Linked DNA regions of Mus musculus: regions 1 and 2 are each linked to region 3. Evidence: chromatin loops called from intact Hi-C (ENCODE). Cell type or tissue: left cerebral cortex. All regions are shown on one strand. Links, peaks and the distances in the headings refer to the core of each region. The heading gives the core; the rest is flanking DNA. Region 1 has its middle 8.9 kb from the start of Sprr2h. Region 2 has its middle 9.0 kb from the start of Lelp1. Region 3 has its middle 11 kb from the start of Sprr4.

What was found. A loop is a pair of places that touch in the nucleus more often than their neighbours do. Peaks named below come from ENCODE experiments on the same cell type or tissue, not always from the same donor. Only the 100,000 strongest peaks of a DNase experiment are listed, where the experiment ranks them.
Region 1: it touches region 3 in a loop (4-fold over the local background); 11 of 42 quality-filtered maps call a loop at or near these places.
Region 2: a loop joins it to region 3, with 8 times the contacts of the local background. A loop is called at or near these places in 21 of 42 quality-filtered maps.

Annotation. Positions count from the first base shown.
Region 1 is chr3:92,389,122-92,400,118 of GRCm38, forward strand. No RefSeq gene overlaps it. Among named protein-coding and RNA genes, the nearest start is that of Sprr2h, 8.9 kb to the left of the region's middle. In left cerebral cortex, for the core only: a CTCF peak has its summit at 5,380 (motif pointing right); a DNase peak (open chromatin) is centred at 5,383.
Region 2 is chr3:92,146,249-92,157,245 of GRCm38, forward strand. No RefSeq gene overlaps it. Among named protein-coding and RNA genes, the nearest start is that of Lelp1, 9.0 kb to the left of the region's middle. In left cerebral cortex, for the core only: CTCF peaks have their summits at 1,349 (motif pointing right), 4,582 (motif pointing right) and 7,264; DNase peaks (open chromatin) are centred at 1,314, 4,574, 5,260 and 7,266.
Region 3 is chr3:92,506,185-92,517,181 of GRCm38, forward strand. No RefSeq gene overlaps it. Among named protein-coding and RNA genes, the nearest start is that of Sprr4, 11 kb to the left of the region's middle. In left cerebral cortex, for the core only: CTCF peaks have their summits at 4,826 (motif pointing left) and 6,336 (motif pointing left); DNase peaks (open chromatin) are centred at 4,823 and 6,350.

The sequences.
Region 1 (10,997 bases), core at 1,127-9,126, 120 kb before region 3:
CCTTTGGCATGGGGGGTTGGGGGGCATCATTTGGGTATATGTCCAAGAGTGGTATAACTGGTTCTTCAGATAGATCGATTTCCAATTTTCTGAGGAATCTCCAGATTGTTTTCCAGAGTGGTTGTGTAGCTGTCCAGCAGCCTTGGAAAACTGGGTTAACCTGAAAGGGGGCTGTAGGGGGGTGCAGGATGGAAATGAAAAGGGACAGGGGTTAGAGAAGGAAGAAGCCAGGACAAAGGTTCTGATCAAGGCTCAATTTTAAAATTCAGCACTGTATTTACATAGGAAAAACTCACAGACCCATCATGTGTTTCAGCTGGATTGTGTTGCAAAGCAAGCTCAGTGGGCAGTCTACTCCTGTAGGAAATTGCAAGAGCAGCAAAGCAGAAGACTCTACGTGCGTCTTTTTTTAAATATTTTTATTACATATTTTCCTCAATTACATTTCCAATGCTATCCCAAAAGTCCCCCATACCCCCCCCCCCACTTCCCTACCCACCCATTCCCATTTTTTTGGCCCTGGCGTTCCCCTGTACTGGGGCATATACAGTTTGCGTGTCCAATGGGCCTCTCTTTCCAGTGATGGCTGACTAGGCCATCTTTTGATACATGTGCAGCTAGAGTCAAGAGCTCCGGGGTACTGGTTAGTTCATAATGTTGTTGCACCTGCAGGGTTGCAGATCCCTTTAGCTCCTTGGGTACGTGGGTCTTAAGGTCCAACTGTGGCAAGCACTTAAGGTCTATTTAGCCTGCTCAAGGCTGGGGGAAGGACACATGCTTGTACCAGTTTGCAATCCCACTCCTGCAATGGAGGAGTGTCCCTCTTTCTCCACATCCTTGCCAACAAGTGCTGTCACCTGAGGTTTTGATCTTAGCCATTTTGATTGCTGTGATGTGGAATCTCAGGGTCGTTTTTGGCTTGCATTTCCCTGATCACCAAGGACTTTGTACATTTCTTTAAGTGCTTTTTTGCAATTTGAGATTCATCTGTTGTGAATCCTCTCTTTAGTTCTATTCCCTATTTTTTTGGTTGGTTGTTTGGTGTTTTAGTGGTTAGTTTCTTGAGTTTGTTATATATTTTGGTTATTAGCCCTTTATCACATCTGGGGTTAGTGAAGATATTTTTTTTTTCCATCTGTATGTTGTCAATTTGTTCTATTGACTATGTCCTTTGCAGTACAGAAACTTTACAGTTTCATGAGGTCCATTTATCAATTTTTTATCTTAGAGCATGAGCCATTAGACTTGTGTTTAAGAAATTTCCCCCTGTGTCAATGAGTTCAAGGCTCTTTCCTACTTTCTCTTCTTTAGATTAAGTGTATCAACTTTTATGTTGAGGTCCTTGATCTACTTGGACTTGAGCTTTGTGCAAGGTGACAAATATGAATCTATTTTCATTTTCCTACATACAAACTGCCAGTTAGACTATCACCATTTATTGAAGATGCTTTCTTTATTCTGTTGTATATTATTTGCTTCTTTATTAAAAATAAAGTGTCCATAAGTATGTGGTTTTATTTCTGGGTCTTCAATTCTATTTCACTGATCAACGTGTTGGTCTCTGTACCAATACCATACAGTTTTTATCACTATTGCTCTGTAGTAGAGCTTGAGGTCAAGGATGGTATTCCTCCAGCAGTTCTTTTATTGTTAAGAATTGTTTTTGCTCTTCTGGATTTTTTGCCTTTCCAGATGAATTTGAGAATTGTTCTTTCCATGTCTTTGAAGAATTGTGTTGGAATTTTGATGGGGATTGCATTGAATCTGTAGATTGCCTTTGGCAGGATGGGCATTTTTACTATGTTAATTCTGCCAATCCATGAGCATGGGATATCTCTCCATTTTTCTGAAATCTTCTTTAATTTCTTTCTTGAGAGATTTGAAGTAATTGCCCTACAGAACTTTCACTTGTTTGGTTAGAGTTACCTCAAGGTATTTTATATTATTTCTGGCTATTTTGAAGGGAGTTGTTCCCACTTTCTTTCTCAGCCTATTGATCATTTGTATAAAGAAAGACTACTGATTTATTGGAGTTGCTGAAGTTGTTTATCAGCTGTAGATGTTCTCTTCTAGAATTTTGGGAGTTGCTTATGTATACTATCATATCATCTGTAAATAGTGATACCTTTACTTCTTCTTTGCCAAGTTGTATCCCCTTGATCTTTTTTTTTTTGTTGTTCTCTTATGGTTCTAGCTAGAACTTTGAGTACTATATGGAAGAGATATGGGGAGAGTGAACATCCTTATCTTGTCCCTGCTTATTATTTGGTTGTGTGAGACATACTTTATTTCATTGTGCATAAAACAGTCTTTCATTTAGCCCCAGCAACTTAATGGACTATTTTCTTAGTCCATTAATTCACTCATGATAGGCTGATTTTTTGACTTATGTAGTATGAGTAGTGCTGAAATATAAATATATATGCAGGCAGTCTATTGTATAATCTTTTTATATTTTTAATATACCAATTGATGTTCTTCAGTTAAATGCTAGATCTGCTTTTGTGATATTTCTTTGAAGGAAACTTCACATTGATTTCTATAATTGATGGATTACTCTACACTCCAAAGTGAGAGATTTTGTGTTTAATTTACTCAAACGCTTGTGAAGACTTGCTATTATTTTGATGGTACTCAATTAACATTTTAATTGATTCTTTGAGAATTTCATACTATGCATTTACTTCACAGTCCACCAACTCCCTATATTCACTTACTGTGTTTTCACTCCTCATTCCTGCCAACTTTAAGGTTTTTTTTTTTTATTTTTGTTCTTTGACTCTAGAAAGTCAAGTTTGCATTGTTCAGTTACTCTCAAAAGTGAGGTACACTCTGGAGTGCAGTCATAGCAAGGGTTGTATCATCGAAGAAAAGTGACACTCCTCTCAGAAGCTACCCACTGTCAAGCGTTCCTTAACTAGTAGTGGATTTCATACCTCCCTTCTTTCCCACAATACGTTTTTGTCTGGTTTGAGCTTTCACAAGACTTCTGCACACTGTCTCATAGTGTGTTCACTGTTTAATTGACAAGTTATGTGAAGAAAATATCATTTTCTACCATTGTCTCTTAGAAGCCAACTCTTCCATGAGGGTAATGCTAAGTACAGACAAGTCTCTTACTTTTTGTTTCCTTGAAGAGTTGAGGGTCTCTTTGCTCATAATCTACTTCAAGGGGCTTTTTTGATGAGAAATGACTGGTGTATTAATATGCATATAGCAATAAGTCATTAGGAAATTTTTGTTCATTTGTCCATTTAGCAGTATTGTCTTATGCCACAAGGCCTAGGACCTAGCTGACCACATTTTCTTGGCCTGTTTACCAGTGCCAAGTATGCATTTCATTTTATTGAAGAGGCCTGAAATCCAAACAGAAATTGGCTGGCTACTCCCATACAGTTGTGCTATTGTCATGCCAGTGGGTATATCTTGTCAAGTAATCATTTTAGTAACAGGTAAGTTCTCTTGCACTGGCCAAAGGATTTAGAGTGAAGACTCGTCTATAGGCCACAGAACCAAATGTATCTCGGTAGTCAGTTAAAAATGTTTGTGTTTGTGTGTGTGCATGTGTGTGTGCGCGTGTGTCCAGGAGTGGCAAGCCTGAACCGTAGGTTACTTCCAATCACTGCCTTTTGAAAACTTTTCATAATGAATTTCATAGTGATTGTACAATTTACACAACCACCAACAGTAAATAATAGTTCCTTTATTCCTATCCACATTAGTCTTTGTTGAGATTTAATATTTTTAATAGTGATTCTGCGTAGAGTGGGATGGAATTTTAAACTAATTTAAAGTTGAGTTGTTGAAAGATTAATGGTGCCAAACCCTTTTAAAAGTATTTGCCTCTCATTCCAATTCCTTTGTTTGATTCAGTTTTTTGTTTCATTAACAATATTTTAATTTCCTTTTAAAATTATATCTAATTATATTTTAGTTGTAACAGAATACCATTACTCTCTACATTCCTTATTTCACTTCAGATCCTCCTCAGCTCTCCATAGTATATCTCCCATGTCTGACCCTGACCCTCTCTTAAATTAATAAGTTCTTTTTCTTTACCCTTGTTTCGTGTGTGTGTGTATAAAAATGCTTATAAGTGTAACTAGGTAATATATATATATATATATATATATATATATATATATGTATGCATGTATGTATATGTATATGCATATGCATATGCATATGTATATGTATATGTATATGTATATGTATATGTATATGTATATGCATATGCATATGTATACGTATATACATATATATATAGTTTCAATTCTGAGCCTTCATTATGAATTGAGTGCTCCTCCATGCAACCTGCTAATTTTTCTTCTCCCAGTAGTTATTAGTTGGCTGTAGTTTTTTCTCTTAGGTTGGTATTCCACTAAACATCATCCCCTTCTCCTCAATGTCTCCACAGATACTTCTATTGTTCAGTCTCATTTTTTGCAGCTATTTCTAGGAGAGAATGATTTACTGAAGACTTCCTGGTGTTCAGGCTTTGACAACCTTTTAGCCCCTTCTTTGATGATGTTCCCAGAACTATATATACAAGTATCAACATGTATCCATTGGTTTTGGAGTCCTCATTATTTGTTGGTCTCTGAATTGTGTCCAGTTGTGGTTTGCTGTGGTTTCTTTCTTTCTTTCTTTTTTAATTTTTGGTAAAAGGGGACTTGTTTACTGATGGATGATACCCACATTTATCTGTGGGTGTAAAGATGAAACTGAGTATGTAGTAAGGCTCTATGCTTGTCCAGAAAAGTACCAGTGGTGAAATTATTTTAGGTAGGTTGTGTCTCTTGGAAAATTTACCTCAGTAGTACCAGAAGCTGACTTGTTCTCCAATATCAGCCATGAGTTTCTTCTTGCTGAGTGAGAACTAAATCCAATTAGGCAGGTCTTGTGTATTCCAGACAAGTGATTCCTGATTGTATCCTTATGCATAGCTGTCTATCCTGGTGATTTTTATCATTCAAAGGTGATGCAGGTGTGTGGAACTTTTTAATTACTTCTCTCTATTGGCTTCTGGAACCATGGAAGCTAGACTGTACAAAGGGGCTTTTAAGTCAGTTCCAGCTGGAGACATGATAGTCTTGTATTTTTACTATATCACACACACACACACACACACACACACACACACACACACACACACACACACACACACACACTGTGTACAGTATGAAATAATATAATTCTTTAAGGCCTTGTCAAAAAATAGTTGTTTTGGTCCCTCTTCTTTTTTTCTTCTTTTATGTTAATCTCCATTTCTCTTTCTTGGTTGATGCCTCCCCCCTATTATTCCATTAATTATGCATATCTCTCTATGTCTCTGTATGGTTTTAGACATGTGAGTGTGTTTCCTATAAAAGCCAGAAGAGGGTGACAGATTCCACTTGATGGAAACAAGGAAGTTGAGATGTGGTAGATATGTATGCTTGAAAATGAACTTGGGTTTCCTACATGAGCAATTAAACGTGCTTAACTACTGAGCCATCTCTCTTGTCACTTGAGATTTTGTTGTTGTTCTATCTTTGTTTTAGATATCAATCCTTCATTTAATATGGAAGGCACTTAGCAATAAACTCATTTAGAACTACCATTGCTGTATCTCATATGTTCTGATAGGCTTAATTTCTAGTAACTTTGTTTTATCCCTTGCTTTGATTTTTCATCGTTTGAAAGTGAATTATTAAATCCCCTTGTGTTTGTATGACCTATAAGTGATCTTATTCCTGTGGGTTTTTATTATTTTCATTATGGAATGATGAAACCCAAGAAAGTGTCAATTTTTATATTTGTTCAGGTTTGTTTTGTATCCTAACATGTGACATTATCTATCATAAATATGACATTTATTAGGAAAGTTATGTGAGCTCCTGATAATAATATGTAGTTTGCAGTTGTTGCATAGAATATTCTGTAGATTTTTATTAAGTATATAAGATCTATTATGGATTTTAATTCTGAAGTTTTTTGTTGTTATTATCACTCCTTTTTTATGTTTTGTCAGCAAGATTATCTAGGGATGAAAGTGGAATATTCAATTTACTTATTTTTTATGTAGCTGATTAATCTGTCTTCTCATATGAATCAGTGCTTATTTGATAAAATTTTGTGAATCAATAGTCAGTACATTTATCTACAGCTAAACTTTCTTAGTGGATTGTTTGCTTTACTTACAAGTAGGGACACCCCTTAGGTCTTCTATGTGTGGCTTCATTGTTTCTTCCTAGCTATTGGTCACCTATGCAAGGATGCCTCCTGGTTCCATTTGTTTGAGGTGTCACTTCTCTTCACTCATTGACTTTTATCTGTGGATATCATTGTGTTAGGGGTCTTTAAAAACTATCAAAATAAACAACTGGAACCTTTTGTGTAGAAGTTAATTATTTTTCACTTCTTTATTTACCTATTCATTTGATATCCCAATTGCAGCCCTCTTTCTGCCAGTCTGCTTTTGACATTACACAGCTCCTCTCCACGCTTCCTCAATTTTTTCCCTAAGAAGGGGAAGCTCCTACCTCTGTGGGTATCAAACCATGCTGGCACATCAAGTCACTGCAGAACTAGGAGCATCCTTTTCCACTGAGGCCAGACAAGGCAATCCAGTTAGAGGAACAGGATCCAAAGGCATGCAACAGAGTCAAAGACAGCCTAGGCTCCAGTTACTGGGGGACCCAGATAAAGACCAACTGCACCTCTGCTATATATGTTTTGGGGACCTAGGTCCAGCTCATACTTGCTCTTTGGTTGGTGGTCCAGTTTCTGGGAGCCCCTAAGGTTCCAGGTTAATTGACACTGTTGGTCTTCTTCTGGAGATCCTATCTCATTCAGGTCCCTCAATCCTTCCTCCAAATTACAAGACTCACCTAGCTCCATTTAATGTTTAACTGTGTATTTCTGTATCTGTTTCCATTGACTGCTAGGTGAAGCCTCTCAGCAGACAGATGTGCTAGGCTCCTGTTTGCAAGCATGACAGAGTATCTTTAATAGTGTCAGGGATTGGTTCTTGTCCATGGGATTGGTCCCAATTTTGGCCAATAATTTGGAGGCCACTCCCTTCTCTGCTCCATCTTTGTTCCTACACATCTTGTAGGCAGGAGACATTTTGGGTAAAATGTTGTGTTGGTGACTTAGTGTCCCCTTCCCTCCCTATTTGAAACCCCACCTAGGTAAAGGAGGTGACTTGTTGAGGCTCCATATCTCTCACTGATAGGAGTCTCAGCTAAGGTCACCCCTGTACACTCCTGGCAGCCTCCCTATCCCAGAGATGCCCTCTACTAATTCTGGATCTCTTCCTAGCACCTCCTCCACACCTGATACCCTCCTTTTAACTCCCTCCATACCACCTTTCTCCAAAAAAGGGGAAGAGAACAGGAACTACAGACAACTGGAACCTTTTAACCTTTCCACTCTGAATGTTTTGATCGTACTGTTCATTTTGTAAGGTATCATGATGCAAGCAAACATTGCTGAACATTCATACCAGAGTCAGTATATTCCATACCTAAACCACTTACTGTCTTTTATAGCATAAACACAATTGTATGTAGAACTTTTAGAATATAAAATACATCATTGAAAATATTGTAGCTTAGTGTACTTTCAGAAAATGTTCCCTCTCTCACATACACTGTTCCTATGGAAACCAATATCTTCCTAACAGGCTCTGTGATATCAAATTCTTAGAGCTGAAACGAGTGAAATTACACAGTATTTTTTGAGTTCCTGTTCTGGCTTCCTCGAATGATAAACTACAGTGTGAAAGTATATGCCAAATAAACCCATTCCTCCCCTACTCCCTTACCTTTTTGATCATGGTATTTCATTGCAGCAATAGTACCTCTAACCAGAGCTACTGTCACAATCAACAGATTTGTAGACATTTTCAGAGAGCAGTCTGAAGATATGCCCCAAATATGTCATTTGAGTTGGCAGCCATGAAGAGGGAAAAGATAAGGCTCAAGGCCACCAGCCTCCCCTATGAAGGACATATACTATTTTGTGTAGTTTACAGAAAAGCATTGAATCCAGGGAGCAGACATAGCCTGTCTCTGGGACAATAATTGTCAAGTTGAAGGTGAAACCACAGATAAAGTCCCTTTATCGATTTTCTTTTTCAGAAAATAAGCAAATTTTACCTAGAAAACAAGAATGTAAATGAGTATTGATCCACAAAATAAAAATAGGCTGGTGTCGAACAAATATGAAACATCAGTTTGGGCACAAGAGTGTTGTAACATAGAAAATGAAATACTGTTTTCAATAAAAAAAACTTAGACAATCAGTGAAGTATTAATGAAACTGAGGACAGGTGGGCCCTCTGAGTCACAGCAGTTTACAGTGATGAGGACCTAGAACAGGGTATTTCCTATTTTGTAGAATACCTATCAATACAACTAATATATGGATTTGCATATTGCTTGGGAAATTATTGGACCTGTGTATTACCAGGCAGTTGTTCATGCATTGGGCAGGACAGCCATTGAGCAGGACAGCCATTTCTTTCTCTCTTTCATTCTTTCCCTCTTTCCTTCCTTCCTTCCTTCCTTCCTTCCTTCCTTCCTTCCTTCCTTCCTTCCTTCTTTCTTTTTGTCTTTTCTTTTTTTCTTTTTTTCTTTTTTTTTTTTTTTGGTTTTTCAAGACAGGGTTTCTCTGTATAGCCTTGGCTGTCCTGGAACTCACTTTATAGACCATGCTGGCCTTGAACTCAGAAATCTGCCTGCTTCTGCCTCCCACGTGTGGGATTAAAGGTGTCCACCACCAGCACCCGGCTAGAACAGCCATTTCTATAAAGGGCCCTTGGCTGTGTGTCTTCAGACTTCTGGTCCTTTACTCCTGGATTACTTTGGAGAACCTGGTGAGCGTCATTCTTGAGTTGGTCAGGTTTTATGGTCTTCGTATGCGTTATCATAAATTTTGAGAGAATATATGTGGTGAGTCCATTTTTGATCAGGAGATGAACAGTACTTACCTAGCAGCCAGAAATGGATATAATAGTCCACTGTGGTAGATGATTTTCCCTTTTAGTTGGTGAATAGTGTGACAGAGTACATTACTATTTCACAGGCATATTTTGGTGTTATTTTCAAAGACACAGGCCTTTCAGGTATTATTAAAACTTGAATTATTCTTTATGGCACAAACCCAGTCAACCTGCTTGAATGCTACAAACAGAGACTTTTATTGGTTCTGAGACTGCTTACATTTCCAGAACCTGAAACTTCCTGCCTGGTGTTCCTTTGTGTAAGTAGTCTTATTTATATTCTCTTCAAAAAAAAAAAAGGTGGAATAAACAAAGAAGGGATTCCAATGTTATTGAAACAGATTCCTGTCAGGAAAGAGAAAAGCTGGGATATCATAAAATAGAGTTGAGGAATAATGTGAATGCCTGGAGAAAGGAATGAACCTGTGTTCCAAGTCTCAATCTTCCCTATATTGATAACCTGTGAACACTCTTATGCAACATCTTTCAGATCCTGAGAATTCATCACAATGTCTTACCAACAGCAGCAGTGCAAGCAGTTCTGCCAGCCTCCTCCATCCACCACAAAGTTGTTCAGAGCCCTGTCCTCCTCAAAGTTCCCTGACCCTTGTCTTTCTTCCTCTTGAAGCAGAAGTGGCCTCCTCCAGTTTTGCAAAGAAAAGTGCCCACCAAAGAACAAGTGAGAGATTCAACCATCATCAGGACCAAGAGACAAGAAGTAAATTGATCTCAAATACCTCCATAGAAATACCTCCATCTTCCCTTCAAAACCTCTAATGGATGCAAAGGAATTTCCCCTGATATCATTCTTCCTCATATGCCTGTCATGATATCTGATAGAGAAGAATTTACGTGAGACTGCAATGCTGCTGCTGTCAGGGGGCCACTGAGAATGGTCCTTCTTCAGTGGTTCAATATCTCAAGATTACAGAGGGAAGACCAGAAAATGTCTCCTTAGTGTCCATAAAGGATATCTTAAAATATCCCTATCACTTGGACAGGGTAGTTACCATTGTTGTTTCATTTACTGAATAAAGTATTGCTTTGTTGATGGTATTCATGTTTTCTTACTTCTAACAGTTGCTTTATTACCATTATGATAGGCTCATGCTCTTAGCTATCTAACCCTTGTTTGGCTTCTCAGTTGGCTATAATGGGTTTTGATGGAATTTTGGATCATATCAAGGAATAACTATTCTCAACAGTATAGAACCTCTGGTGGAATCACCATGCCTGACATTAAGCTGTACTACAGAGCAATTGTGATAAAAACTGCATGGTACTGGTACAATGACAGACAGGTAGATCAATGGAATAGAATTGAAGACCCAGAAATGAATCCACACACCTATGGTCACTTGATCTTTGACAAGGGAGCTAAAAGCATCCAGTGGAAAAAAGACAGCATTTTCAACAAATGGTGCTGGCACAACTTGTAGTTATCATGTAAAATAAAAGAATGCGAATTGATCCATTCTTATCTCCTTGTACAAAGCTCAAGTCTAAGTGGATCAAAGACCTCCACATAAAATCAGAGACACTGAAATTAACAGAGGAGAAAGTGGGGAAAAGCCTTGAAGATATGGGCACAGGGGGGAAAATTCCTAAACAGAAGAGTAATGGCTTGTGCTGTAAGATCAAGAATTGACAAATGGGACCTCATAAAATTGCAAAGTTTCTGTAAGGCAAAAGACACTGTCAATAAGACAAAAAGGCCACCAACAGATTGGGAAAGGATTTTTACCAATCCTAAATCTGATAGGGGACTAATATCCAATATATACAAAGAGCTCAAGAAGCTGGACTCCAGAAATTCAAATAACCCCATTAAAAATGGGGTTCAGAGCTAAACAAAGAATTCTCAACTGAGGAATACCGAATGGCTGAGAAGCACCTGAAAAAATGTTCAACATCCTTAATCATCAGAGAACTGCACATCAAAACAACGTTGAGATTCCACCTCACACTAGTCAGAATGGCTAAGATCAAAAATTCAGGTGACAGCAGA
Region 2 (10,997 bases), core at 1,134-9,133, 360 kb before region 3:
GCCCTGAAGTGCACCTTTTCAGTTCTATATTTTCCTTGAACCTTTCTCCACGTTATCATTTTCTGTCTTCCAGCTAAATATCTTGGTGATGTTCCCAGCAAGATTCAGTATTTCAATGTTAATCTTAAAACATAATTTCTGGTTTGAGTAAGGACAGTTCATATAAATGTCATTAATAAACAATAGTAATTTAGCGATGAAAGCTAAGATGGCTGGGAGAGATGTCTCAGTAAAAGTGCTTGTTTTACAAAGTATGAAGATGGAAGATTGAATCCTTAGGCTGTTCCCATAACCCCAGAAGAGAGAGGCGGGTAGATCCTGAGATTTTTGTTGACTCAGAAATGGTGAACTTCTGGTTCAGTGAGAGAGCATGCTTCAAGGCAAAAGGGCCAAGGAGGATGAAGGAGGACATTGACATCCTGCTGTCGACTCTGAATTCATGTATATGGGTGTGCATAAGACACTCACCCCCCCCCATGCCCCATAGCATTCCATGGTTCCACTGTGTGTACCAGAAGGCCATGAAGATTACAATAATTGGCAATGATAACTAGGACTACCTTTTAGAGTTTTACAACTAAGTCTTTCTGTTTACATTTTACTTTATTCTTTGAGAATTTCATACATGTATACAATATATTCTGATCATGTTCTCTTGGGATGCTCTTTCCAAGTCCCCCTGGATCCCTCTTCCATGTCCTTCACCCCAACTGACCAAATCTCCTCATCTAGGGGTGGGGCTTATGAACTTCCCCTCATTGTGCGGAGACATCAACTGACTTGATCTTGTACAGGTGTTGTACACAAAGCCATAGCTTATTGAATTAATGAGTGCAACAGCCCTGCTATGTCCTGAAGATGTTATTTTTCTAGTCCTCCCCCTCTTTTCTACTCTTCCTGCACCTCTTCTGTAATATTCACTGAGCCTTGGGAGAAGGAAGTATGATACAGATGTGTTGCGTGTAGCTTTGCTGCCCCACACCCCACACCCCCGGCCCCAATCTTCCTGGAACAGGCCACGCTACCAGCCCCAACTCAGCTTCCCTTGAATCCATGAATAAAAAGCAGAGCTTGTGATGACTCCAAGGAAAAAGTCTCTTCCAGATAGATAGGAATGATATGCCCATAAACTCACAAAGACACATGTGGCAGCATGCACAGGCCCACACACGTTAAAGCCACTTGGAGTCCCAGCACTAAGAGCAAGAAATAGATTGTTCCCTTTAGGGGCCCCCTTCCCTTCTATTGCTTAACTGGAGGGTATTTGTTTGTTTGTTTGGTTGGTTGGTTTTAGATTTTAGATTTATTTATTTGTATACAGCATTCTGCCTGTGTGCATGTCTGCAGGCCAGTAGAGGGCACCCGATTGCACTATAGATGGTTATGTGATACATTGTTGAGAATTGAGCTCAGGACCTCTGGAAAAGCAGACAGTGCTTTTAACCTTTGAACCATGTCTCCAGCCCTGGAATTTTTAACACTAGCAAAGGCTTCGGCTGCTGCTGCTGCTGCTGCTGCTGCTTCTTCTTCTTCTTCTTCTTCTTCTTCTTCTTCTTCTTCTTCTTCTTCTTCTTCTTCTTCTTCTTCTCTCTCTCTCTCTCTCTCTCTCTCTCTCTCTCTCTCTCTCTCTCTCTCTCTCTCTTCTCCCCCTCTCTCCCTCTCCTCTCCCTCTGTCTCCCTCCCCTACAGGCATTTAACAGGTTCTTCTCTAGCTTCTTCTGTTGGATCAGACCACCTCATCCTCACACCCTCAGAGGACCTCTTGGACACGAGTTTAATCAAAGCTATCACCAGTTTTCCTTTCCCCGTGACTCATATGTGACTTGTGGGATCCTCTGTGAGCTGTGTTTGCCTGCACAACAGCTGCGTGTGTCTGTCTTTCTTTCTTCAATTACTGTTAGTGATGTTTTATGCTCATTGTATGGAGGAAGGGGGAAGGAAGGTCTATGATACCTCTGTAGCGCTTGTACTGTATTTATCGTTTGATTTCACTATGATATTTGAGGCTGCTGTGGCTTTTTTTTCCCAGCCCTTTCTCTTCTGTGCCCCATGACCTGGATAGGGTCCTGCTTCTCTAGCCTTGTCTTCTATTCTTTCTGAGATCATCCTTCTCTGAGAAGACTTCCCACTTCCAGTCTCTTTGCCCCTCATACTCTTGCAGTTCATCTCATTCTGTATCTCACTGCAACAAAGCCAAAGAAGTCCCACACATGTACTCTTTCCTCTCTCATCCTCTCAAACTGATTCAACAAAATCAGAATTCTTCTACCTGGTCTTTCCTAACATGTTCTTTATTGTGAGCCCCAAACTCCAAACAATACCTTATCCAATAAAACTGCTGTATCAGTTTTTATTGGTCTAATGCAGCATGCTGGCTCCGTCCATAGCACCTGTGCCCTTAGGATTTTCCAGACATTTCTTAAGTCACAGGCTCTTGACCAGTGTTTGTGAAGTATACATCTACCTTAGTCAGTCCTATTACCTGTTGGACTATGTTTGACCCAGCATCATTGTCATAGATCTCCTTGCCTCCTTACCCCAATTTTATGCTTTGTTATATGGTTATGATGGATTTCTAATAAAATGAATGCTTAATATTACTACAAAACTTGATGATTCAAGCCTTATTAATATGGCCCAAAGATTCAGACTAGTTTTCTACTTTTCTTATCATTCCTGGGATTAGACTACTTGCAGTTCCCAAAATTTACTGGATTGTTTTTTTGGAAACTACACTTTATTTTCTGCCAGACATGTTCAGCTTCTTCCATCCCTAACTTGAAGTTCATAAACAAGTTACCTTAAACATTTATCTGATCCAAGCTGCTAGTTAAAGCAACCAGCCTGATCATTTGGATCTATCATCTATCTATCTATCTATCTATCTATCTATCTATCTATCTATCTATTATCTATATTGTAATAGAGATTAAACCTTGGGCTTCACACAGGGTAGGTCAGTGTTCTACTGCTGAGTTGTACTCCCAGCTCTCTTTTTTGTTTTGTGAGAGGGTATTAAGTTACTTAGGATAGCTTTAAACTTGCTGGGCATAGTGTCCTGGTCTGGACTATAAGGCCTGGTGCACTCTGAGATATTTTTTTTTAATCACCATATTGCAGTTAGAGAATTCTCAATCTATTTCCATCACTTGATGGTCTAGAGAACTAATTCACTTTTTTTTTATCTTTGATTCCCCAGTGCCCAGTGCCTAACCTAGCATGCTACTCTCAATAGTAAAATCATAGCATCAATCAAACATTTAAACAGCTTTGAGTCATTCTCTCTAACTGAAACAGCCTTCCTCTTTGCCCTTTCAACTAAATGGTATCTATTTTTACACCCTCTTTATAGTTTAAAAATCTGTTTTTCATGCAGAATTCCCCTCTCTTCCCCCTCACCTCCTGCTATGGTTAAGAGATGCTTTCTCTAGGCTACCCAGCATACCCTCGCAAAGCATCTCCTTTCTCACACAGAGCCCTTGCTCCAGAGGAGGGACTTTTTTTAGCCTCTTTATTGCCAACTTGGGGCCTCAAATTTGAGATGTTTTAATGATTCTTTGAGGATAGATATGGAAGATGAGATAAGAATTAAATGAATTGTCTAAAGAGTGACAGCTGATTCCAGGTGGGCATGGGTCTTCTCTAAGCGCCAGAAGTTATCATTAAGATATTTGTATCAGGCTAACAACAACAAGGCAAGGCAGCACTCTGAACCTTGGAATCTACAGTCACCATGGATCTGTCTTGGAAAGAGCTTCATCTGCTCCAGAGTCCCAAACAGAAAGGAACTTCCAATGTCTCCCCTACCTAGGAGCTCAATTTTCCTTACCATAAATTTCTACTTCTTACAACAAACACACATTTTCCCATCTACTAAGAGCTCCAAGAACAAGGGAGAAACTGTTACTAGGACCTGAAAGGGAAGCACCTAGGTAAGGGCTATGTGAAGGAGGCTTTGGTGGGTAAATGGAATCATTCTTCAAGGGGGGAGTCCTTCCCTTCCCTGCCATGACTCACAATCTGCCTTAGGCCACTTTCCAAGGTTTTCTGCTAAGCTCATGTTGCTGTGCTCTGTGAGTCCAGCGAAGGGCACAAGCTGACTGCACCATGTCCCTTAAGACAGGGAGCAGACATGGAGGGAAGATTATTCAGTGTATTTGGAATAATTGCTGGAAGCTCAGCACAGAGGAGAAAAGAAAATCTTTGTGTGTGGAAGGAAGATGAGTAACAGGATACGTTTTCCTCACTGTGTTTAGTATTGGAGTATTAGCATCTGGAGATGTGTTTAGATGACTTCAAATGGTTCTTACTATTTTCTGGATTACGTTTACTTCATAAGTCCACCATAAAATTAGAGGAGGCTGAAACATTTACTTTCATTTCTATATTATGTATGTGCATGTCTCTGTGTAGGTAGATGCACATACACGAAGCTGCCTACAGAAACAAGAAGCTTCAGATCCCTCGGAAAAATCTGACGTCATCTTGAGAATCAAATAGGTTTCCTCTGGAAGAGCAGTACACACTCTGAACAGTTGAGCTATCTCTCCAGCCCCAAATGTTGTTTTCTTAATGGCCACCAGATGGCAGCACAGGTTCAGATAATAGCCACTCGCTCTACCTATCAAACAGTAGCTAAGATGTAGAAACAGTTTGTGCTTTCTTCAGTGCTTTCATTTCCGTTTTCAGGTTGTAAACAGTTTTGTTCATTTCTCTCACCTGTTTAATTGTAATGGGAGAGATGAAGTCGGGGGAGGAAGTAGGGAGAGAGTACTTGGAGAAACAACTGGATTGGGAGAGGGCGATTTCCTAGGGAAACCTATGACAATGGAAACTTACAGGAATCTATGATGGTAACCCTAGCTAGCAATGGGGGTTATAAACCAGTCATCTCCTGTACCAGGCAAGACTTCCAGTGGAAGGATTGGGACACCAATACAGCCACAAAACCTTACACTCACACGTTGCCCTGCCTAAAAAATGTGCAGGGGTAAAAAGTGAAGCAGAAGTTATGGGAAGGGCCAACTAATGGCTGGCCAAGCTTGAAACCCATGCCATGGGAAGGAGCCCATCTGGACACTGTAAATGATATTCTACTATACTTGCAAACAGGAGTCTAACATAACTATCATCAGAGAAGCTTCACCCAGCAACTAATGAAAACACATGCAAAGACCCACAGCCAAACATTAAAATGGAGCTTGGAGATGTCTATGGAAGAGGGGGAGGAAGGATTGAAGGAGCCAGAGAGGTCAAGGACACAACAAGAAAACCTACAGAATCAATAAACTGGGCCCATAGAGGCTCATGGAGTGTGAATGGCTAACCAGATAGCATACATATGACCTAGACTTCTATACACATTTAACAGTTGTGCAGCTTGGTTTTATATGGGACTCCTAACAGCAGGAGCAGGGGCTGACTCTGACTATATTGTCTGCCTTTGGATCACTTTCCCTAACTGGGCTGCCTCATCTATCCTCAGTAGAAAAAGATGCTTAGTCTTACTGTAATTTGATATGCCAAGGCTGGTTGATATCCACAGCAGATCACTTCTCTTTTGAAAAAGGAAGAAGTGCGTGGAGGGAGGAGGGGGGCAGCAAGAGGGAGAAACTGGGAAGAGAAGAAGGAGGGAAAGGTGGATCAGGATGTAAATAAAGTAAGTAGATAACAGCAGCAGGAACAACAACAACAACAACAGATCAGGAATCAGCCTAAATGGCTACTGTTAGATGAGTGGATTTGAGAAATGTGATAACTATACACAACAGAATACCATTCAGCCTTTGGAAGAAGAATATTCTGTTATCTCCAAATCTGTGTGGATTTTGGTAAAACATATACTGCATGATCCCATTTATGTAGTCAAATGCACTCAGTGTTCAAATCTCAGAACCTTTAACTGAAATGTAATGGTAACATGTTCAAAAGTTCCAGGGATTAGGGTGGGACATTTTTGGGATGTATTTATTATGCAGCATACCACACAATTAAAAATTAATTACCAATCCTCATCGAAGTAGAATTCTGATGACAACTGTATTTGTTTTGCTTCTAACATTTTGTTTGCTGGATGTAGAAAACACACACACACACACACACACACACACACACACACACACACACACACACTTTCTCTCTTTTTGACCTCTTTTGATTATGCAGACTATTTGTTTTTTCATCTAGACATATTTACAAATTTCTTCATTTAACCTATATCTGCTTACTTTAAAATCTGAGCTATTTCTTCTGGGGGGGGGGGGGCTTGTGTGTGTTAATGAATGACATTTTGAGCTGGTTAAGAGTCAGGATTAAACATCCCTACTCTCTAAGCATTTGCTATCCAGGTTGAGACCATCAGGACAATGCAATGATGCAGAGGGGGATGGGGCTATATAAAGCTCTGGCTCACGTCTGAGGGAATCATGCTGTGACTTAGGCCTTCATTTTCCTTATTTCTAATAATTATCCAATGTGTCAGAGCCCAGGCTGGGTGAGGGGGCTCTAGTATGCCTGAAGGGCTTGCAGAGCCATAGAAAGGTTGCAGCATGCTCTGGGAAGGACTCTAAATTTTGCACTTGTCTCATGTCTCTTTCTCTGAAGAAGTTGGGGGAGGGAGTGTGGGTAGAGGCAGATTCTCTTTGCTGTCTGGTAGGAGACAAGAAGAAAGGATTTGGTGAAATGTTCATCCATCACTAATAAACTGTCTTCAGAGATTGTAAAGCTAGGAAACTAGATCTTTCATGCACTTTAGGTACACATGATGAAAACATTATCTATGTTAACACAGGCATCTTTGACCTCTAGAATCAAGTGAAGTTCATTTACCGTCACTGAACATATACTAGAGACTAGATACCCAGTCCAGGACAGTGTAGGTGGGAGTAGAGGTAGTTACTGATGCTTAGGTTGAGTTGAAATATAACATGAATTTGATCAATTTGGGTAAAGTCTGGGGATGCAGAGGCCATGAAAGAAGCTAAGAAAACATGATCTGCAAGGACGTGGTAGAGGGGATTCTTTATTGTTTTAGGGTTTCCTATGGCTAGACCTTTCCACTTAAGCTACTACAGGCTTTAGTTCTCCAGCAACTTCTATGGATGGATACTTTGTCTTTTCCTTCCCCTTACCAAGGGTCCAGAAGAAAACTTATGCAACCTCTCATAGTTAAGAATGTTAATCTTGTCATCATGTGTGCCTCTATTAGTCTTGTGCTCCTTTTTAAACATATCAGATGGCTCTAATCTTGCCATACCAGAAGTTACCACCTGGTGGTGCTAGAGGTGCCTTTGCTATCAAACAGCTAGTGGAGCTACTTACCTACTACTCTATTTTAGCTTAATTCTATTTATGCTATACAAAGTAAAAACTGTGATTGACAGCTGTTCTTTCTGTGTGTCTAATGTGATCAAAATTTTCTAGTTTGAAATTTTAATGGAAAAACATTAATAGATATAACCCATGAGAATAAAATCTCCAGAAGTCCGCAACAATTGTTTCAGTGTAAAGCATTTCTTAGAGTAAATAGCAGCTGAACAGATCGCACGCACGCACACACACACACACACACACACACACACACACACACACACACACACTCGCACCCTCGCACCCTCTGCCAGAATGGACTTCATGGCCACAGTTCTGTTCTCAGAATGGCAAAACAGGGCCTTGCACAGACTTGCAGGACACATTTTATGTTCATCCAAGCCTGCAGCCTCAACTCCTCACCTCACTTATGTGGTCAGTTCTTGTTAGAAAAGGCCAGGAACTTGTCAAAGAGGTGCAGTTTGGCACTTGGCAGAAATACCTCATGCTCCAAGGATAAGAGGACAAATGGTTCTCGCTGGTTTGAGCAGGGTCTTCATCTCACCCTTGCTTTGCCCCTGCTTTCTTCCAGACTCATTCTGAGAATTTTCTACTCATGACCTTCCTTCTCCTAGGCCCTTTTGTCCCTCTGTGACTTTTCTCTATTCCCTGTAAGAAAGTAGAGACATGACTACTCAGGGATTTTTTTTTTCAGACTCAGGAGAATAATGTAAGTCATAATAAATTCTGTGTTTGGAGGACAGGTGCATTTTGTTGCAGTTTGTGAGAGTCTAAAGAAGTAAGTAGATACAGATCTTGTTGCCTTCATCAAAGATGTGACATTGTGATGAAAAGAACTCTAGAAAAAGAAAATTTCTCTTTAATTTAAGTTTCTCCCAGCTACTATATATCCTTTCCTTCAAAAATTTGCAACTCTGTGGAGGCAGAGCAAATTCTGTGTTGTGTGTGACTTCAGATAACCACAGGGTCTGGAAGTATGGTCAAGGAAGCAGCTACTGCCTCCCTTTAATCTAAAGGACCCTTAAGGTCCTTTAATCTTGGGCTTAGTCTACAAAGGAAGCCAAGGGGTTTCCCCTGCATTTCCTGATAACTCTCCAGTTCTTGAGAATGCTAGTCATAATCCCCCTTTACTTGAAATTCCAGCTGGACTTGTTTTTGGCTCATTACATTTACTTTTCCCTTGAGATGATTCTGTGTCTATGGGTGATGGGTGGAGCAGAAGGCTGTAAGATCACTGAGTTTTCTTCAAGTGTAGTTGGATTTTTTGGTGGGTTTTGTGGCTATGAACAGATAAGAAGGAAGTTTCTGGGCAGGGCTTCTGGAATTGCAGCTTTTTCCTAGGGCTTATAAGGCTGTTCTATATTCTGAGTAACTGGCCCATCGTACTGCACACAGCATCTTTAGAACTGATATAGGGAGAAGTCAAATGGAATTAGGATTGTTTATCCAAAGAACATCGAGAACCTCAATTAGAGGTCAGATTTTAGAGTGGGGAATATGTAGTGATGGCTTAGACCTCATGGAGGCTCAAGGGAAGCTCATGACTTAAAAAGAGACCTATGTGACTTGCTGAGTAGAGAAACAATGAGGAAGGCAGGCATACTGATGCTTGGCCGCTGTGGGGATGAGGTAAGAAGGCTCCCATCAGGAATAAGGTGTGTGGTTCTTCCAGGAACCCTCCTGATCTCCAGACCCGAATTAACCCCTTCACCTGCTGAAACACTGCTGTGCCCTTAGCTTCAGCCCACAAACTGGCATTGTACCCCTCTACCTTCTTCAGGACTGCTTTATGAAAAGGAATTTACATCCAATCCTGTGCATCTAAGCAGGAAGAGCAGAGCCTTCTTTTTCAACACTGACTTTTTCTTGGTCCTACAGGTCTTTTTCATCCTCGAGGTCCTTTCTTCCATGTAGCCCTATACCTGTGAGGTAGGATGTCTACCTAGTAGACTTACCTGGGAAAATCTGACCAAAGCAGGTAAAGGAGCAGATCACACAGACCATAAATACTCAAGGAATCTATGCTCAAATTTTAGCAAAGACTAATTTTATAACAAAAAGTGTAATAAGCATTATTATTTTCAAAATAATGAGAATTTGAGAAAGACTTATGGGTAAAAGAAGAGAGGGAAAGTGTTAGAGAAAGAAAGGGAGGCTCCAAGGGCCACCTCTGTGTGTGTGTGTCCTCACATGCCAAAAAAAAAAAAAAAAGAAAAAAAAATCCCCAGAGAAATTACCTGAGGCATCCCCAGTCAATGTGCCATGTCTCCACAAATTCAAACTGCTGATATACTAAGAATAGATCCTAGAGGGTTGTGAGATGGTATAAGCTAAGAAAGATTGTAACATAATGCAACCTCACTAAACAAAGAACTATAGAAAGATATTCTTTCATTGATGTCACCCAAGCATGTCGTGAAATTTTACTTAATTTTTTTATATTCTTTAAAATGGTTTCTGCAAGTGATTCTAATCCTTCCTGAGTCAGCAATGAGCTTGCTGGCAGAGAGTACAAGATGAAGTGAGGAAAAGGGGCTAAATGTCCAGGAAATGAAATTACCTTCAACCTTGTACACCCAGCAGCCTGCTCTGACAGCCTGCTCTGTCAGGTTTTTACTGCTTTTCCTATACCCAGAGGTACTTTGGGTTTCAAGAGTCACAACAGACCGCTTCAGATCCTTGGGCTGTGTTTCTTCTTTCATTGCTCTTTTACTAGAAAGTTTGAGAAATACTAGTCCTGCATCAGTGACTAAACTAGAATTTTCTATGTAATGAGCAAGCTTGCCATCTCTGTTCAGAGAAACTGGACTGTCCGAAGCTCAGGAAACGTCTAGTATATCCCAGTGTGTCTGAGTCTAGAGCAAAAGGGCTCAGGCTAGTGCTAATCCCAATGATGAGAGGAAAAAGGCAATTGACCCAAATTACCACATCCAAATTAATTAAAACAAGCAATTAATTAAAGCAAGCTTTTTATTTATGTACTTGAGCTGCCTCCTTCTAAGGTAGGGTTCCAGAGGTCAGCATCAGATATAAGGAAGACGAGACTTTTACAGTTCATGGGCAAAGGAGTTCTAAGTAGGGGATTTGGTGTGCTAAATAGTCTGGTTACAGGAGCAGAACATAAGCATAAGAAGTTAGGCCTAATGACCTTTTGAAACAAAGACATGAGAGAACTGACTAAACCCCTGAACCTGTAAGCCAGCCCCAATTAAATATTGTCCTTATAAGAGTTGCCTTGATCATGGTGTCTCTTTACACCAATGGAAACCCTAACTAACTAAAAAAAAAAAAAAACTAGTAAAAAAGAACATTAGAAATTTATTGACAGTGTTTTTGACTTCCCTCTGACTCTAAATTAAGTGGGCCACACAAAAAGTGAAGAGAAGAGTCATTAAGATGAGTGACAGTTGGAAACAGATGGGATGAAAAGGTCTAAAATTCACTATATAACTGTACAAAATAAAAATGGAGAAAATTCATTACTTGCAGCCTGAGTACCTTATATACAAATGGAGCCGTCATTATATATATATATACTAACAGTGAAGATAGTTTATAAATGACATCATTACTCAAAAGGATAATGAGCACCTATACACAACTTCATAAAAATAAATTCTATAATGATGAAAGTACAGATTCCTTGAAAACACAATTAGAAAAATTGA
Region 3 (10,997 bases), core at 1,606-9,605:
AGAACCACTCCCAGTGGGTGCGTGGAGGCTTTTATGCTACTCAAATTCCACTGGCTGTGAGATCTTGGCATTCTATAACTTTCCTGAGACTTGGTATTCCCATTTTTCAATGTAAGAATTTGAGAGCTGTAAACTCCTCCCTGAGCCCTCCTGGAGCATTAATGGTCTCTATGTCTGATTAAGTATGATTAATAGTGAATTCAAGGAAACAACAGTGAATTCAGGGTCAACCAAAAAGAAAGTCCTAACTGATGCTGTCTTTTGAAGGAGAAAGATATAATCACAGGCTGTTACAATCTCTGATCCAAAATATATGAGGATTTAAGAGTGAGAGTTTTCAACACTTTTGAGGAAAATGGAGCATAACGTATTTGCAGACTCTGAACAATCTGACACCATCCTTAGCTTCTCCATCCTATATAAGAGAAGAGAGTTGTATTTCTACAATCTACCCCACACCTTCCTGCTTGGACCTCTCAGTCTGGGACTGGCCTGTCTCCCTCTCTCAGAGAAATTTGCTCCTTCTCTGTTCTTTATCTTTCCTTTCTTCTTTCTTCCTCTCTCTCTTTCCTTTCCTCTCCTCTCCTCTCCTCTCCTCTCCTCTCCTCTCCTCTCCTCTCCTCTCCTCTCCTCTCCTCTCCTCTCCTCTCCTTTCCTTTCCTTTTTCCTTTTATGTGGGATCAAACTCAAGGACATGTGCATTCTAGACAAATTTTCTACTACTAAATTATATTCCCAGACCTAAGAAAATATTTTAAATACCTCTTTCTCCACAACCCTGTTCTCTAAATCTTTACAAAATATGTTTTCCTCCTCTCCTTAGTACAGTAAGCGTTTTATCTATACCTGTTTGGAATGTTTCACATGTAATATGCTTATGATGCTTCTGTAAACTATAAGATGTCTGTAAACTAAGTACCAAATCTAAATTCCTTGATCCTAGGAGATAACTTGTCTTTATCATTCAGTCATTTTTATAATCAAATAATCTAGACAGTCACACATATATGTGCCTATAAATATGAACCATAAGTTGGATGCATGAATAGGTTTATGGATGAACTGAAATAGAAATTCAGCATCAGATAATTTGTCTTTAACTTTTCAAAAATTCATATATTACTTTACTACTTTATGTAAATGGGCATTTTGCCTACATGTATGTTTGCCTGGATACAGCTATGCCTAGTGCCAATGAAAGGTAAAGGAGGCTGTCAGATTCCCTGGAACTGGAGTTACAGATGCTTGTTAGCCATTATCTGGGAACTTGTAGGAGAATGTAGGTACTCTAATGGATCAACCATGGTTCCTGAACCTTCATTCCAATCTCATTTTGGCTTAATAAGTTGAACCCATAATTTTCTAGTACTTTCTGAACTGTCTTATATTCTCAAATTCAATTTGATGTTTATTACAGTCTATCCTTTATATTCCATATACTTGAAGATCATATTTACTTTAAGAATGCTTGGCTATCTTATACATGTCAGTAATTTTTATACCCAGCAAAAGTACAAGTTCCCTATGAGCAAGAAAGGATATTTAGGACAGAACTCACACTCTAGTCACTGGTGACTGGCCAACTAACAGACTAACAAGCAATTGAGAATTCCAGCAACTAAAAGATTCTGCCCAGCAAATGAGTCAGTGGGTGAGTGAAATGAGGCTAAGTGCATACACGAGAAATGAGCTCACAGCATAGCTACCTGACTACGAAGCTCACTGACCAACCAACTAGCAGGCTGATGAAGTTGTTAAGCAATTGATTTCCTGATGACTGGCTTGCTGGGGTTTAGCTTTGTAAACCAGATACTGAAATTGTTTTAAGAAGGGAAACTCCACTGACAACAAGTGAGTAAGAGTACACCAAAGAAACCATTTTAATAGGGACCCCCTAAGAAGTATATCATATGACTTTCCTATTATTTCTGATTTTTTTTCTCTTTGAGAATTTTCTTGTGATTTACATTACTGATGTAAAAAATTCTTGACATTTATATAAAAATGATAACTTTATTCAGTGTCCTGGGATAGGCATAGGGTCCACTAGAGTATGTTTTGAAGTAGGGAGAGCATGTTGGCTCAACTCCAAATATAACACAGGCAAATACTCTGATGGAATCTATATTCAAGTAGCAGGTGGGAGCCTTGGACAGAAAGTCAATAAAAATAAGATGAGATATCAGGGGTATTGTGCCTAAACTAACCTAGCAGGATTCCTGCTGAAGATAAGCTATGGTGGTAAGACTATGCCCGGGGGACTATAAAGAATGAGGAAACTGATTTAATGCAAAGGGTAATCAGATATCATGGTAGGGGGAGGACTAAAAAGGTATGAGATAGGAAAGAATGTTTTGATAATAATGAGCATTAGGGCTGGCAAGTTAGCTCATCAGGTATAGACTCTTGCCACCAAGCCTGATAACTTGACTCAGATCACTAGGGCCCACATGATGGAAGGAGAGAACTCACTCCTAAAAGTTATCATTTGACTTCTACATGGTAGGCCTGAACTCACATAGGCATCATACAAACAAAGTAATAACAAATGAATAAATAAAAATGCAAAAGAAAACAACATAGAATTACATCACATGATCTGGACAATTATTTCTTAGCCTTATTTCTTTTAATTATTTATTATAAATATTGTTTTAATTATTTTTAGGTTGTTAAAGATTTATTTATTGCTAAATTTACTTATTAATTTTCTTTGATATAACTGGATTTTCCAAGAAATGCACAGGTGGGTGTAAAATTGGCAAGGCCCTGCTTAAAGTGAAGCCTCCATAGCTCTCAGATGTAGTGTCAGCTAAAATCCAGCCAAGGACATTCATGGTGAAGGAAGCTCCCTTTCTGGAAGAGGCTGCTTTCATGAATAGCACAGCCCATGTGGGGAGCCTGTTTCCTGAATTCTGGATGATAGGGCTCAGGCTGTCCTCTAGGTCAGACCACCTCAGTGATGGTTGCTGAAAACGGCATCAAACCAAACAGATTGATTCACAGAGACTGAGGCCTAGCTACTCTCCCTAGTTAGTGCCCTGATTTCCAACCAGAGCTTAAAGAACTACCTGCAGTAGATGAAAAGCAGAATCACTCTTAGACAGCTCCCTGCAAGGACCAAGACCCTTAATTCTCACCCTGGCTTCCCAGGGCTCTGAGTTGCTGCCACCCTGAATTGTGATCACCTCAGCATTTGCTCAGCAGGTGTCAAAACACCCCCTCCATATCCATCCCACACCCTTCCTCCTGAGCTGGATGGGAAGAGAAAACACAGACAATTTTTTTTAAGTAATTTGTTTTCTTTTCTTTTGTTTAGTTTAGTTTTATTTTATTTTAATTAATTTACTCTATACACTCCATATTTTATGCCCCCCCCATCCACTCTTCAACTGTTCCACATCCCATACCTCCTCCCTAACCCCTGTCTCCATGTGGATGTCCCCACACCTCACCCCACAAGACCTCTAAACTTCCTGGAGCCTCCAATCCTGTGAGGGTTAGGTGCCTCATCTCTGACAATTTTGTATGAATTGTAGCCAACCCATTTCATGTTCAGATCCTTAGGGCCTCCCCACAGGCCTACAGTTCTTGACATGGTTTTAAAAGGCTGACATACTTGACCCTCTCTGAGAAGACACTGGTCTTCTCCCTTCCTAGTCACCCCTCTTCTTTCTGTACCAATCACACAGCACCATGTGCAGTACATAGTATATTTTAAATTTTTAAATGATGTGCAAGCTTTCTCCAGCGGACAAGCCAGTCTCTGCCTAACTTGCCCACCTCTAGTATTTCTCTGACCATACTTTATGCACTGCCCAGTTTCTTCCTTGAACTTTTCACATCCTACAATGCATGGGTGCCCCACTCTATTCAAGAAACTCCAATCCTATTGCCTTGTGTGTTGCTTTTTCATAGAACATCTGCCCTTCTTTTCCTACATCAACTGGGAGCTGCTTGAGGCAAAAGTTTCCCCATTATGACCATATGTACTGTGGTACCTGGCCCATGTGAGATGAACACTGAATGTTTTATTTATTTTTTTAAATATGTGGTCAGACCAGAAGGTCTACAAGTTTTCAGTGCCTCCTATGGATGTGTTAAAGAGATTACATCTTCATGCCCTCTGCAGGATATAACAGATCCCAATGGACTAGGCATTCTCAGCCTATTTATGGGCTATTTTCTACTTCTGTGTTGGCCCATTAAATATAAATTAGGAACTATGTTTCAGCATGTTCTTTTCTCTCTTCCATAAAAACTGCCTATGCTCCAGGTGGACGGTGCCCTCTTTGTGTGGATCCAGAAGCAGAATTCTTGTGTAGCAGGAATGGAGTTAACCCTCTGAGGTGAGCAGGGTGAGTGGGAAGTAAAACTGTATTTAAGTTACTGGGATTTGTAGTTCATTAGTTAATTGGAACACAATTCAGCCTTATGAATATACTGAGCTCTCTGAGAACTGTTCTCTTTCTCTCAAGAAACTTCTCCTCATAGTTAAACTTGACACTGACCAAATCAAGTCTTACTAAAGTCCATTGTATACACAACAGCCATGGTGACATGTGTATACCTATGTTTGACCACCTATGAAAAACTGAGGTATATAGGATAGGGGAAATAAAGAAATATGGGAAAGTCACCCTGAGCTAACACACTTCAGGATTAGGACTGTTTGTAGGGAATTGATAATTTCCTCCCAAGGACTTTCTGTTGGTGCTTGGGAGGCTAAATAACCCATGTCTTTCCCAACTCTGACCACAGGCCTTGTACTAAACCCTTTAAACCTTCTAGGTGGTTAGGGCAGAGTGCCACCTCCTGGATGCATTGAGTGTGCACAGCTTGTCCTCATCTGTTCTTCAGAATGCTGTGACTTATCCACAAGCTGGGAGACTTAGTTGAGACCTTTGTGATCTCTACACCTCACTTTACTGGCAGAGAAAATTAGGCCCAGATGGCTTTCAACTAGTTGGTCCTTGTCTCATTCCTATGGCCTCCTATAATGGACCACACTCCCACTAGGGGTGAATACAGTGACTTCTCTATCAAAGTCATAGTCTTTCTGAGGACACTTTGCTAGTCATAGGTGGCGGTGGGTTTGACAGACAAAAAGGTTGATCCTTTTGTGGGCATGGAGTGGGGAAGGCTGGAGTTCAAGAGCATTGGTGTGGATAGTGAGCCATAGCCTTCATCCTGCCACTGGTGTTCTCATTGTGCAGGTCTTGTTTGGGGTACCATGTATTGGGAGTTCATGGTTGCAGCTTCCCTGTCATATATAAGAAAACTATTTCCCAATCAGATATCCTAGCCTTCCAGTTTTTGCAATCTTTCTGCCCCCTCTTTCATGATGTTCCCTGAGAGTCCTCATGGAGACTGCTTGGTTACTGCTTTTATCTTTCTTCCCAAAGAATGGTGACTTTCATCCCTGAAGAAGGGAGTCCACCTTGATCCAGTCTAGAGGTGGAAGGAGCTTGGTCTTAGTCTCAAGCTGAGTTGCACATGCTTTATGTTAGCACCTGAAAAGGAGTCATGGGGGAACACCCTGGTCGGCATACTCTTATGTGTTACTGCTGGTCCTCTGATGCCCCTTCTCATTGTACTTTTCCCATGATTGTAGGCCACCAGCCTTCTGGGAGAGAACAGAGAACATTATTCTATTAAGTACCCAAGATTACTTCAAGAGGTATCTAGAGGAATGTATTGAACTGAAAAATCTGTTCAACTTTCGGGCACATTCTCTTCAGGCAGGGTCTCTCACTTAACCTGGTATTTGCCTGGGATCCAGATCCCAGTGATGCTCTAATCTCTCCTCTCCTCACAGAGAACCCAGCACTAGAGTTACAGATGTGCACATCCATCTTTTTACATGGATTTGAACTCAGATCTTCATGTTTATATAGCATATTCTCTTATCTGCTGAGCCAATTCTTCAACGCCTCAATGGGAAAAAAGACTTTATGTTAGTGACACGTTTTGGACTATTCATAAAGAGATTAAAATGTGAGCACACACACACACACACACACACACACACACACACACACACACACTGCATCTACATGCAGGTTGCAAAGGCAAAGGCCCTGGTGCAGAGTAGAATACAAACACTCTAATAAATCCCTAAGGAGAATTCAATTGACAGCTGTCTACTAGACCTAGAAACCATGACTCTCTCAGCCTACTTCACAAGGAAAACTATAACCTATGCACTTTTTTTATCATTTATATATTATTTCCTCAAAGTCAATATGAGAAAGAAAAGGACTTCCTGGCTTATTCCATAGATGTCACACCTGCATTAGAAGCACTAAGCATTTCAGTTAACCACATCAAAACTTCTCCCTCTGCTGGAGGAAGGGAGAAAAACTTAGGCTTTTCCTGGAAGCTTGCATGAAAGGCAGTACAGAGAAAGTCACACACACACACACACACACACACACACACACACACACAGAGAGAGAGAGAGAGAGAGAGAGAGAGAGAGAGAGAGAGAGAGAGAGAGAGAGAGAGAGAGAGAGATTAAACAGGTGTTATTCTAGAATAATTTCAGAGTTATATAAAGTTATAGAACATTTTGGTATATCTTTTCTTAGATTTGTCCAATGCTGACATCTTTTTTTCCTTTTAAAATTAAAACTATTATTAAGTTTAGCGAGCAAAAGTTTTATATATGTGTGTGTGTATATATATATAATGTGTGCATACATATGTATATACAACATGATGTTTTGAAATATATGTTGTGAAAGATATACATATATACATTGTTGAATGCCTACACCAAGCTACACATTACCACAATGCTTAATGTGTGTGTGTGTGTGTGTGTGTGTGTGTTTGTGTGTGATGAGACTATGTAACGTCTACTCACTGATTTCCAAGTATATGATACACTATTACTGCAGTCTTCTGAACCATCTCCCATGAAGCACTGCAGCCTTTGATCAATGCTTCTGCCTCTGTGATTTGGATTGCATATATGAATGAAGCCTTGATGTATTTGTCTTACCATGGCAGCACCAACTCATTGGAATCTCAGCTCTTGAGCTAAAATTGGATGGTGTTGGCCAAGTTTTGGTTACCTCCTTAAATTTTGTTTTCACCATTTTCAAAACTAAAATCTTTATGTTTTCTGGCAATAATGACTATTGTGTAGGATAAATATGTTTAGACTGGAGTCTTGTTATTATAGTGACTGCCTGCTTTTAAACAGCTGGAAAGATGTGTATGTGTTGGTTAAGTGGAGGCAACAGAGTTCATGTTTAGCTCAGATTTTCTCTATGCTCTCTTTACACTTCTGTAGAAACACGTGGGTGGCCTTTCCCTCCCAATTCACCTGTGTTAAAATTTTCCATAACCATGACTAGCTTGGAGAAGATATTAAATAAAGATTAGAATGAGTCACTTCATATTGAGTCAGAACTGGAATGAAGCTGAGCATTAACCCAGCAAGTCAAACATTAGTTGCTATCAAGCAGAGATTTCCCTATACTGGAGTATTATAGAAATGAAATGAAATGAAATGAAATGAAATGAAATGAAACTGCACACAAAAAGTTAAGAACAACATGACCTAGAGTAAGAAACAGGCTCGACCAAAACCAGAGGAGAGAACCTGGAAAAAGCCAAGGCAGCAACTCAGGTCTCAGACTCTCTTTCCAGTACTCTCTACTTGGAGCTACAGTGAACTTAGAGTTCATTAACATCGACTTATCCTGGAGCCCATCAGCCTTTGTAGGTAGAGGAGGTTCCAGCCAAAGGGCTGCCTAGAAAGCACAGCATACTCAACCCTGGGTGAGTAAAGTACTACCCACCCTTGTCTGCTGCTAGGCACATTTTTCTGTTTCCCACATGTCTCCAGGTACTGGAGGAGTCTGTGAAGAATTTCAGGACACTTGGAGTCAGGATTCTCTGGAAGGAGTCCTTCCTGTGGGTGTGCCAGGGTTTGGTAGACTCTGCCTTTTACTTGTTTGTGCAACTTTAACCACCTGGAATTCTTCAGGGAGTTAGAGACACCTGGCATTGATGATACTGTAGGCTTTGTTGAAACTCAGGTCATTTTCATCTCATTTAGCTCAGTGTGACTGTTGTCTGTGAATCTTGTCTATGTGTAAAAAAGTACTCCTGCTTGTTTAATTGTTTCTTGGTTCATGGTATTCAGTCAGTCTTCAGAAAAATTTATGCCAGCTATTAGGAATTAGACTCACATTTCTATAAGGAATTCAGAGAGGATGGAATGTTAAACCACTATTACCATTCAGACTCTGCTTCAATGTAAATATCTAATTTTTTCATTTTGATTTTCAGTGAGCCATTCATTATTCAATAATGTGTTTTTTAATCTCCTTGAGTTTGCATATTTTCTGTAATTTCTGTTGCTGTTGATTTCTAATTATATTCCATTGTTATATGATAGAAAAGAAGACATTTTTATTCCCTTATATTTTTAGGACTTACTTTGTGTCTTAAGATATGTTCTACTTTGGAGCAAGTTCCATGAGTTGCTAAAATGAACATGCTTACTGCAGCTACTGGGTAGAATGTGGTACAGATTATGTTAAATCCATTCCATCTAAGTGTCATTTACCATCAAGTTTCTTTGTCAATATTTTGGGGGAGCTAGGTGACTTATCTGTTGGTGAGAGTCAAGTATTACCACCCAACATTATTGTACTGAAAAAAGTCTATGCTTTCATATCCAGGAATATTTGATTTATGGAATCAGGTATGATGATATTCACATATGAGATTTGAATTATTGTACCCCCTACTTTTTTACTTTTATTTATTGGTGTGTGTGTGTGTGTGTGTGTGTGTGTGTGGTGATACTACAATGGATGTAGGGAGGTCAAAGAATGACTAACAGGAGTCAATTTTCTTCTATCACATGGGGTCCAGAAAATAAACACAGGATGTCAGATTTAGTGACAAGTCTTTTAACTTACTGACTCAATTTACTGGCCCATATACCTTCTTTACTTCTGTTTCTTTTATATTATTATTATTATCATTATTATTATTTATTTTTGACATTATAATATAATTACAAGATTTTGCTCTTCCTTTCCTCCTTTTATACTATCTCATATATCTTTGCTCTCCTTCAAATTTATGGCCCCTCCTCCTACTCCTTCACCTCCTCCTCCTCTTCTTCTATTTGTATATTTTTAATTAGAGACTCTCTACATATCCCTGGTTGTCCTAGAGATCACTATGTAGACCAGGCTGGTTTTAAATCCATAGAGATCTGATTGCCTCTGCACTCACTCCAAATCTGGTATGAACCTGGTGGTGTGTGTGTGTGTGTGTGTGTGTGTGTGTGTGTGTGTGTTTGTAAATAAACCTGCATGGTTCTTATAAAGTTACTTGTATGTATATCTATAGGGATGACCATTTAGCACTTGTCAACACATTGGTGTGCCCTGGGGAAGAACAATCTGTCCTGTGCCAATATTGTCGCAACTGACTCTAGTTCTTTGTGAAGGATGAAGCTTTGTGAGATTTCCTATGTATTATTTATTCCCTTTGTTAATATAAAGTGATTTTCTTCCTAGGCTATGACTCATTTGGATTTGAGGTCGCCTTTTTCAGATAACAATATAACTGCACAGGCTTGTTTTCAGGGCAATAATACTTCCTCTAAAATCAGGAACTAGTCTCTAGACTCTTATTTGCAATACTGTTTTAATTCTTAACTATTACAATAAAAATGGGGGAAGAAATGGATGAAAACAAATAGGAAAATAAAAGATCAAAATATTCCTATTTGAAGATGATATGACTTTACAGTGAAGAGACTTTGATGACTGAATAGCAAGCTCTTAGTAATGATGAAGAATTTCCTCATAGTAACATGATACAAAATTTATACAAAACATCAGTAGCTTTTTAAATATTTCAACAGTTAATATAAAAATCAAGAAAATTCATTCACAGTAACTTCAAAACAGTACCCCATAATAAACACAATCAATAATGAAAAAGACCTCTATAGTGCTTTACAAAACCTTTAAAATGTTGAAAACAAAAATAGGAAGAGAAAAAATAAACACTGGAAGATGGATTAGCAGAATTAGTATTGTGAAAATGCCATAGTGCAAATTGCTTACCTTCCCAGTAAAATTCTAATGACAGCTTTAACAGAAGAAGAAAGAAAATTTCCAAAATTCAACAATGATCATGAATGACTCTAGCAATTCTGAGTAAAAAGAACAATGTTCGGCATGCTAAGTGAATTAAGCCAGCTTCAGAAAGACATATATCTAATTTTTTAATTTATATAGATACACAAAATCATGTATCACATATGTCATGAAAGTAGAAATGAAAAAGTGTAATGCAGCAAAGGGACTACCTGGAAAGAGAAGCATACAACATATAGATGTCCAGAAACTTTTAGTGCAAAAAAATGTTAAAAATAACAATGCTAGAAGTATCATAGCACTTGGTTTCAAATAATACTACAGCCATAGTAACAGTATAGTAGTGGCACAAAGACCAAATGGAGTATGACAGAAACAGTCACCAGAGAAAGATATCTTCTACAAATTGTGTGAGAAAAAAAATCAGATATTCACATACAGGAGAATGAAATACGTCACTTTCTGTCATCCTGTATAAAAATCAATTCAAACTTGTTACTACTACTGCAATACCTAAAACTGTTATAAGGAAACATAAATGAAACACTTCAAATATGGCATATTTAAGGATTTTCTGCACAGGACTCAGAAACTCAAATAATCAGGATACTTGACAAAAGGGATAGCATACTATTTAAAAGGAACTTTAAAACAAAGAAACAATGTATTGAAGACACAGTCTTCATAATGACAGGAAGATTTTGGCTAATTATACATTTGACAGGTGTTAATATCTAGAATATATTAAAAACTCAAAAAACTAAATCTCCCAACGCCAAATAATCCAGTGAGCAAAACAGCTAAGGAAACTGGGCAGCTATCAAAAGAAAAATTTCAAATGGTTAATAAACATGAAAA